3 separate regions of the Homo sapiens genome follow, and regions 1 and 3 are each linked to region 2. Evidence: chromatin loops called from intact Hi-C (ENCODE). Cell type or tissue: heart right ventricle. All regions are shown on one strand.

Region 1 (2,500 bases), 510 kb after region 2:
AAACAGGCCCAGAGAGGAAGGTGGCTTACCAAGATCACATACCAGAGTCTGGAGCTGAGCTACCTGGGGTGGGGGCCAAGTCACAGGTTGGCCAGAAAACCCTGGTAAGTAATGAGGGCTGAGTTTGCACAGTGGTCTGGAATGGACTGGGTGCCACGGTGGACTTAGCTCTGAGGAGTACCCCCAGCCCAAGAGATGAACATCTGGGGACTAATATCATAGACCCATCTGGAGGCTCCCATGGGCTAGGAGCCAGTGTGAGGCTGTAACTTATACTAAAGGTTGTGTTGCCTGCTGAGCTGTGCCCTATTGTGTGGTCGGGGGATGAGGATATGGCAGGGAAGCTTTCACCAGCCACACAAGGGTCCTTTCTCCAATCCGTTCCCTTCTGCCACCTGCCTTCTCACTAGCTGTCTCAGGAGTAGTCTCATATCAGGGATCCTCTCTCCAGGCCCCAGGTCATCCCCCACTGTAAAGCCAGTTGGCTTCTGTGCCTGACTCTGTGCTGAGCACAGAGAAAAGTCAGGTGCAGTCCCAGTCCTTGAGATTTCCCAGTTTAGGTGATGGCCAGTCATGTGCTGGTAAATGTTAAGCCATTTAACTGGAGCTCCGATTTAACTGGGAACCCCTTCTTTGTAGAACTGCCCATTTCCATGGTGCAAAAACTCTTATGGCCAAATTCAAACTATAAACATGATGTCAACTTCCTTGTAAAATTCCTGAAAATTTAACAATTGGTTCTTGCAAGCAGGTACAAGTCACTCTAGCACACCACTGGATAATGCCGAGTGGCTGGGGCTGTGAGCCAGGGGGTCAGGGAAGGGTTCCTGGAGTGGGAGACTCCTGAGCTGTAGCTTCTGAGAAAAGCAGCTCACCGGAAGAACATCCACACACAGGATGCATCCCAGGCAAAGACATGGGGCAAGAGGGCAGGGTGTGCATGAGCCATAAGCAGGCTGGACAGCTGACTCCAGGCTCAAGGCAGGGTTGGGGCTGGGTCACAAGGAGGCCAAGTTAGGGCTCCCTCCTTGCCCTGACCCTGAGGCTTCCTTTGCACTGGGGGTAAATATGAAAGAGATTCACTCCTCCTCCTGTCCATCGTCTGCCTTCTGGGAAAATCCCAGAATGGCAGGGTGGTGCTCAGGCTGGGTCAGGACTTAGTATGGGGGAGATGGGTCTCACCTATGATAGGTTCTGAGTCTAGCCAGGACCACTCTGGGCTGACGTGTGGCGCTCAGCTGGACAGGGCCCCGCCCTAGCCTTTGGAAAGGGACAGGGCAAAGCTGACAGGCCTCACTCTTGATCTCAAGGACAGGGACTCCCTCCTCTCCCTCTGGGAGAGCCCTCGCCCTGTGGCCCACTCTGCCTGCCCCCTCTGACCTCTCCACCCTTCCCACTCTGCCTTGTGAAAGGCAGGACATCCCCAAAGCTTGCTGTATTTGGAGCCTGACTCCACAGCGCCCTCATGTGACAGAGACCCATCACAGACCATGACCCAAATGATTACTCTGTACTGTGCCAGGTGGGTGACCTGCCCAGAATAGTGTGAGCTATTCACCTCTCACCTTCTAGGTTCTATACTTCTGTTAATGTAGCCGATGTCCTTCTGAGTTTTTTTTTTCTTTTTGAGACGAAGTCTTGTTCTGTCACCCAGGCTGGAAGTGCAGTGCTGCGGTCTTGGCTCACTGCAACTCTCTGCCTCCCGGGTTCAAGCAATTCTCCTGCCTCAGTTTCCCAAGTAGCTGGGATTACAGGTATGCGCCACCACACCTGGCTAATTTTTGTATTTTTAATAGAGACAGGGTTTCGCCATGTTGGCCAGGCTGGTCTCAAACTCCTGACCTCAAGTGATCCACCTGCCTCAGCCTCCCAAAGTGCTGGGATTACAGGTATGAGCCACCGCACCCGGCCCCTCTTGAGCTTTCTTAATGATTGCCTGTTACAAACCACCCTTGAGCCTTTCCCACAGGCCCGAGCCACTCCACAAGGACACAGGAGGGGCTCGTTCACCATCTAATCCTGTGGCAGGCACAGGTGGGGGTGGATACTGGAGACCCTGGGTGAACCAGGGGCACCTCTGGAACCCAGTTGGACTGCCTGGCCCCTTGGTATGCACGTCCCACCTTGCTGCTCAGTGCCCAGGCCACTTGCCTTGTGGGTGAAGTTCCTGCCCTGATGCCTCATGCTATTTTCAGCCCAAGTAAGACCATAATTTTCCACTCCTGGCCCCAGACCATTGTCCAGCAGTGACGTGAGGGGATCTGCCTGCCCTCAAAATATCTCCTATTACCCTCCAATATTCCCTGCCCCCTTCACACCTCCCTAACCTGACATCACTTCCTGGGCTGTTGACTCATGAAGGCCACTGTGAAAGGGCACGTGAGTTGCCCATCCACTGAGCAGACCCCAGGGATTATCCAGCCCAGCTGCAGACTCAAGGCCAGAGATGGGCAGGGCTGAGCCCAAGGTCATTCAGCAGGTCAGCGTGGCGCCTGGATGT
Region 2 (2,500 bases):
CACATACACACCACTCCATGTCACCACTGAAACTGCACAAATCCCTACATGCTTCTACATCTTAGTAGCACACACTCTCAGAACCTGTCTGAATGTGTAAATGCACAGACATTCTACTACCCTGACAGCTTGTACTACCACCCACACCCATCTGTATGGGTGCACACACAGACTGGCCCAGACATGCCTCACACTGACTCGAGACACTGAGAGTACACACATGCACACGCATCCACCCCCAAGCTCCACTGGGGAGCCTGGAGATGACCGGCCTCAGCCACCACATGACCTTGTGTGAAAGGCCCTAAGGTTGAGAGAGTGAGTTCCCCATCATGAGGGGTTGCAAGCAGGGGTAGGAAGGCCATGTCATGAGACACTGTGATGGGACTCCCACAAGGCGGGGGTGGGCAGGAGCAGTGTTCCTCTCTACATGCCATGGAGCCTGGGGATCACAGGAAGGGACTGAGAGCGGACAAGGTGGCCAGTCAGGGTCCATGTTGGCCCCCACCCTGATCACTACAGCACTCAGTCTTGGCCTGGTATACACACATGAGGCTCCATCTGCTGTGAGTTTTTCCTACCACAGGGCTTTGAAGACCATACACTCTCTGAGTTGAGTGTGTACAAAGCTGAAGACTGCATATGCCCATGACTCCAACTGCCAAAGACCCCAGGACACAGGAAGCCAGGCTTGGTAGCTTACCCACTACCATACTCTGCCGTAAGGAATAGTCCCAAATTGCAGGAAATACTTTTCTTCCAATTCTCTTAGCACAGAACAGATTTTGGGTACTCAAACTACAAGGGGCTAGACCTTTTCCCGACCATGGCGCCTGGCCTCCTCCTCATGTTGCCTAAATGGCTATGTTCAGACAGGCTCTGAGAGTAGGCATTGGTACCCTGGAGCCCTGGGGTGTGGACAGGACTTCCTCCTACCCAGCAAGCCTCCTGAACTCAGATGTCAGTGCCAGGAGGGCCCAGAAGTCTATGGAGGACCACAGAGGGCACCTGATGGGGAAACAGGCCCAGAGAAGCAGGTCCTCATCAGAGTCACAAAGCTAGCTGGGCCCGACCCAGGCATCCTGCCTCCCAAGCAGGAACCCAGGCCTCCACTGCCCGTCCGGGAGTCACAGGAAGGGCCTGAGAGGGGACCTGGCCAGGGCCCTGCTTCTTCCCTTTGTTCACCCACTTCCAACCCCAGAGACAGACAGACAGACTTTCTCTTCTCTATCCTCTTCTCTCTTCTAACCTCTCTCTCTCTCTCTCTCTCTCTTTTTCTCTCTCTCTCTCCCCCCCACAAGCTGATGGGGTTGAAATAGAAAACGCTCCTGCATGCAGAAGAATGGTCACTAGAGGGCGCAAGGGCACCAGGAACCTTCAATCTGAGCTTCCCTCCAGGTTCCTGGAGAGACCCTATACCTGTTACGAGTTGTGTGAACCCAGGAAGAGCATGTACCCTTTTTGTGCTTCTACCAATCAACCCTCAAAACACCACAGCACTAGCTTGGTCTTCAAGGCCCCCTGACTTAATGCTCCTCCCTGGGTGGAAAGAATCTCCCAGACCCTCCCCACAAGGCCCCCTGAGTATGTCCTTGGCATGGATCCAGCCAGGGCCCCCTCCCTGCTCTCCCTCTGATTTGTTCATGTCCTGCTCGTAAAGCCAGTACACAAATCTCCCAGAAGGTCTGCTGCAGGGATCATGGAGACCATAGAAACACAGAGCCCAGCAGAGTGCCCAGCAATAAACAAACAGGGACCAGGAGACCTCTCTCCGCACACCCCTTCCTCCTCCAAGAAGCCTTCCAAGATTAGCCTCACTTCGCCCAAGTGCTCCACCAAATCTCCCTCACCCCAAACACATATCTACCCTGTCTGGGGATGCTCCCTGACAGCCGGGCATCCCAGCAGATGGCAGGAAGGGAGGGCGTCTGTGAAGGAGATTAACATGGAATATCCACAGGAGCCAGAGGAAACTCAAGAAAACACAGGGTACCAGAAGCCCCAGAGGGGAAACAGTTCTGAGGAGGGAGGGCATGCCAGATGAGGCCTGAGAAGTGTCCCAGGATTTGCTGACATTTGGCAGTGGGAGAAGGGGACAGGGTGTGAAAGAGCACACCACCAGGACCTGGGCAGTCCCCTCACCCCCAACCCTACCCCGCAGCTTTCCGTTTCCTACACATGTTGCCTCTTGATGCCGGCATGGACCCCGATACCCTGCAGTATCTCACAGTTGCCAGGTCCCAAGCTGAACTCGACTTCCTCCCAAAGTCACTTCTGTCCTTGGGTCTCTGGATCAGTGATGGCACGACTGTCCACCCAGCCACCCAAGACAGAAACCTGGAGGCCTCACTGGCACACGCCCAGCAGCCCAGGCACTGCGCTGAGTACCTGCACAGCTCTCCCCTCCTCCTGAGTCACCAGACAGCAATCCTGTCCTCCGAGCTTTGCACACGCTGTTCCCCCTGCACTTCCGAAGTGCCTTTCTTACCCCAGCACCAAA
Region 3 (2,500 bases), 64 kb after region 2:
GACAACCTACAGACCTCTGTCACCTCGGTGCTGGTGTGCACATTCTCCAGGAGCACGAGTGACTGAGGCCTATGTGGGAGCTGGGGTGTGGCTGTGTCGCACTGCAAGGTTTCTCAATGTGGGTGAGGCAGTGCCTTGGGTGTAAGATTACCAGATTTAGCAAATATTTGGGATGTACTTATAGTAAAAATGTATTTGTTGCTTATCTGAAATTCAGCCTTTTTTTTTTTTTAGATGGCGTCTCACTCTGTTGCCCAGGCTGGAGTGCAGTAGCACGATCTCAGCTCACCACCACCTCCCAGATTCAAGTGATTCTCCTGCCTCAGCCTCCCAAGTAGCTGGGACTACAGGCATGCGCCACCACGCCCGGCTAATTTTTGTATTTTTAGTAGAGATGAGGTTTCACTATGTTGGCCAGGCTGGTCTCAAACTCCTGACCTCGTGATCTGCCTGCCTCAGCCTCCTAAAGTGCTGGGATTACAGGCGTGAGCCCCTGCTCCCAGCCCATTTTTTTTTAAAAGATAGGATCTTGCTCTGTTGCCCAGACTGGAGTACAGTGGTGCAATCATAGCACACTACAGCCTTGAAATCTGGGACTCAAGTGGTCCTCTCTCGTCAGCCTCCTGAGTAGCTGGGACCACAGGTGTGCACTGCCACGCCCAGCTAACTTTGTAATTTTTTGTAGAGATGGGGTCTCCCCAGGCTGGTCTCGAACTTCTGGCCTCAAGCAATCCTCCTGCCTTGGCCTCCCAAAGTGCTGGGATTATAGGTGTGAGCCATTGTGTCTGGCCTCAGTTGTTCCATCTAAGTTGGGTGGACTAATAGAATTTCTGTCATGACAATGAGGATGAAGTGAGTTAATCCCGTGGAGTGCTTAGCACAGTGCCTGGCACACAGTGAGTGCTCAATAACTGCCACAGCTACTATCAGTTCTCAGTTCCTGAGCTTCCTTCCGCCAGGTCTGGCATCTGTCTCCGAGGCCTGGCCTCTGTCCTACATCTTTGTTCCTCAGTCTGGAGGCAATGATTTCTTTCTCCTGAGTGGGGTTAACCTAGAGCCTGGAGGGTTGAGAGGGAAGAGAGGTAGCTGAAATGACATCTTGTCCCCCTCCCTCACCCCCAATCCAAGCAGAGCTGCGAAAGGCCTGGTGTCAATGGCATTTGCTCCTTGCACCCACACAGCCCCTCCTCAATGTCTGACAGCTGCATGCTGGGACAGCAGTGAGGCACAGGGGGTCTGGCCATGTCTAGCCAGAGGGCAGCATGGCACTGAGAGGTCCACATTCCAGGGGCTGGCTCCCAGGACCGCGTGAGGACTGGTGTGGGTGGAATTCTCTAGGGGCTCTGTCTGAGAATGGGGCTGAAGGCTCTGCCCTGGGTCAAGGTTCACCCTAGGTTCCAAACCCACACCTGGAACAGGCCTGCAGCAGGCTCAGCTTCCATGGGCACTGCTATCTGGGGACTCCTGCCAACCACTGCTCCCTGCCGTGAGTCCCTGGTGTTCTGGGTCAGCAGGTATCTCCACAGGCTTCCCGGGGGAAGACTGCCTCTTTCAGCACCTTCTAAATTTAGGGCTTGGGCTCCGTGACTCACTCCTCTGAGCCTGCTTTGCTCCCCTCCTCCAGGAATGTGCTCCCACAGGATCTGCATCCTCTGCTGCCTCAGACTGATGAAGGCCCCACAATCCTGCAGCAGCCACACGCACACCAAGGAGAGCTCTCGGCCCCACTCGCCCCAGACCGGCCCTGGGTTTCTCCCGACTGGGCCCTGTACTCTCCTTCCCTTACCTCTCCATCTTCCCAACCCTCCCTGCAAACCACAGCCCACCCAGGTGGCTACATTGGGAGCTGGCTCCAAGCATGACTATGAGGGTAGTGGGGGGAGGAGAGGTGGAATCAAGCCCTGCCCCCTCCCATGTGGCTGTGGGCAGAGCCCTCACCTGAAGTCAGGAGGCTTGAGTTCTGGACCAGACTCACGCTTACCTCGCCGTGGGGCTCTCAGTGAGTTCTGGCCTCTCTGGGATTCTCTTTCCTCCTCTATAAATAAGGAGTTTGAACCAGACTTCCATTAGGGAAGCTTGAAACAGAGCTAAAGTGAGCACAGGGCCAGGCCTCCAACTACTAACAAGGTGGGCCGGGGGGGTATCTGATGTCAGGCCCTGTCTCCCACCCAGGCGCCCCTCTTCCCCCAGCCCCTGCTCCATGAGGGGAAACGAGGACCAAGAACCTGCTGTTAGCATTCATGGACTTCTGCCATGCAGGGAGGAAGCTCATGCACAACCCCACACCCTGAAAGGGCCAGAAAGAGCCCAGGATCTTGTTCTGGTCTGACTGTCCAGGGCTGTAATGTGTAGCTTTGAGTAAAAACCATCTTCACTCTTGGCCTCAGGTTGTGGGGAAGAGAATCATGTGCATGTGCAGGTGTAAACACTCGAGACATTTCTCCCCTGCCAGCTTCCCAGAACTGGAGGAGGAGATGGGGACATGGGTCCTCCCTTGACT

What was found. A loop is a pair of places that touch in the nucleus more often than their neighbours do. Peaks named below come from ENCODE experiments on the same cell type or tissue, not always from the same donor. Only the 100,000 strongest peaks of a DNase experiment are listed, where the experiment ranks them.
Region 1: it touches region 2 in a loop (4-fold over the local background); 18 of 110 quality-filtered maps call a loop at or near these places.
Region 3: it touches region 2 in a loop (5-fold over the local background); 104 of 110 quality-filtered maps call a loop at or near these places.

What each region holds. Positions count from the first base shown.
Region 1 is chr11:73,235,637-73,238,136 of GRCh38, forward strand. P2RY2 (purinergic receptor P2Y2) reads left to right here. Exons shown (of 3, transcript NM_002564.4): 3 at 1-2,500. Among named protein-coding and RNA genes, the nearest start is that of P2RY2, 19 kb to the left of the region's middle. RefSeq lists enhancers at 1,573-1,622, 2,208-2,500. In heart right ventricle, CTCF peaks have their summits at 1,481 (motif pointing left) and 1,680; a DNase peak (open chromatin) is centred at 1,445; H3K27ac peaks cover 2,500 bases.
Region 2 is chr11:72,724,047-72,726,546 of GRCh38, forward strand. All of the region lies in intron 3 of ARAP1 (ArfGAP with RhoGAP domain, ankyrin repeat and PH domain 1), which reads right to left. Among named protein-coding and RNA genes, the nearest start is that of ARAP1-AS2, 25 kb to the left of the region's middle. In heart right ventricle, CTCF peaks have their summits at 1,353 (motif pointing right) and 1,556; a DNase peak (open chromatin) is centred at 1,366; H3K27ac peaks cover 74 bases.
Region 3 is chr11:72,788,356-72,790,855 of GRCh38, forward strand. All of the region lies in intron 1 of STARD10 (StAR related lipid transfer domain containing 10), which reads right to left. Among named protein-coding and RNA genes, the nearest start is that of STARD10, 4.4 kb to the right of the region's middle. In heart right ventricle, no CTCF peak of the experiment used is centred here; a DNase peak (open chromatin) is centred at 1,506; H3K27ac peaks cover 1,340 bases.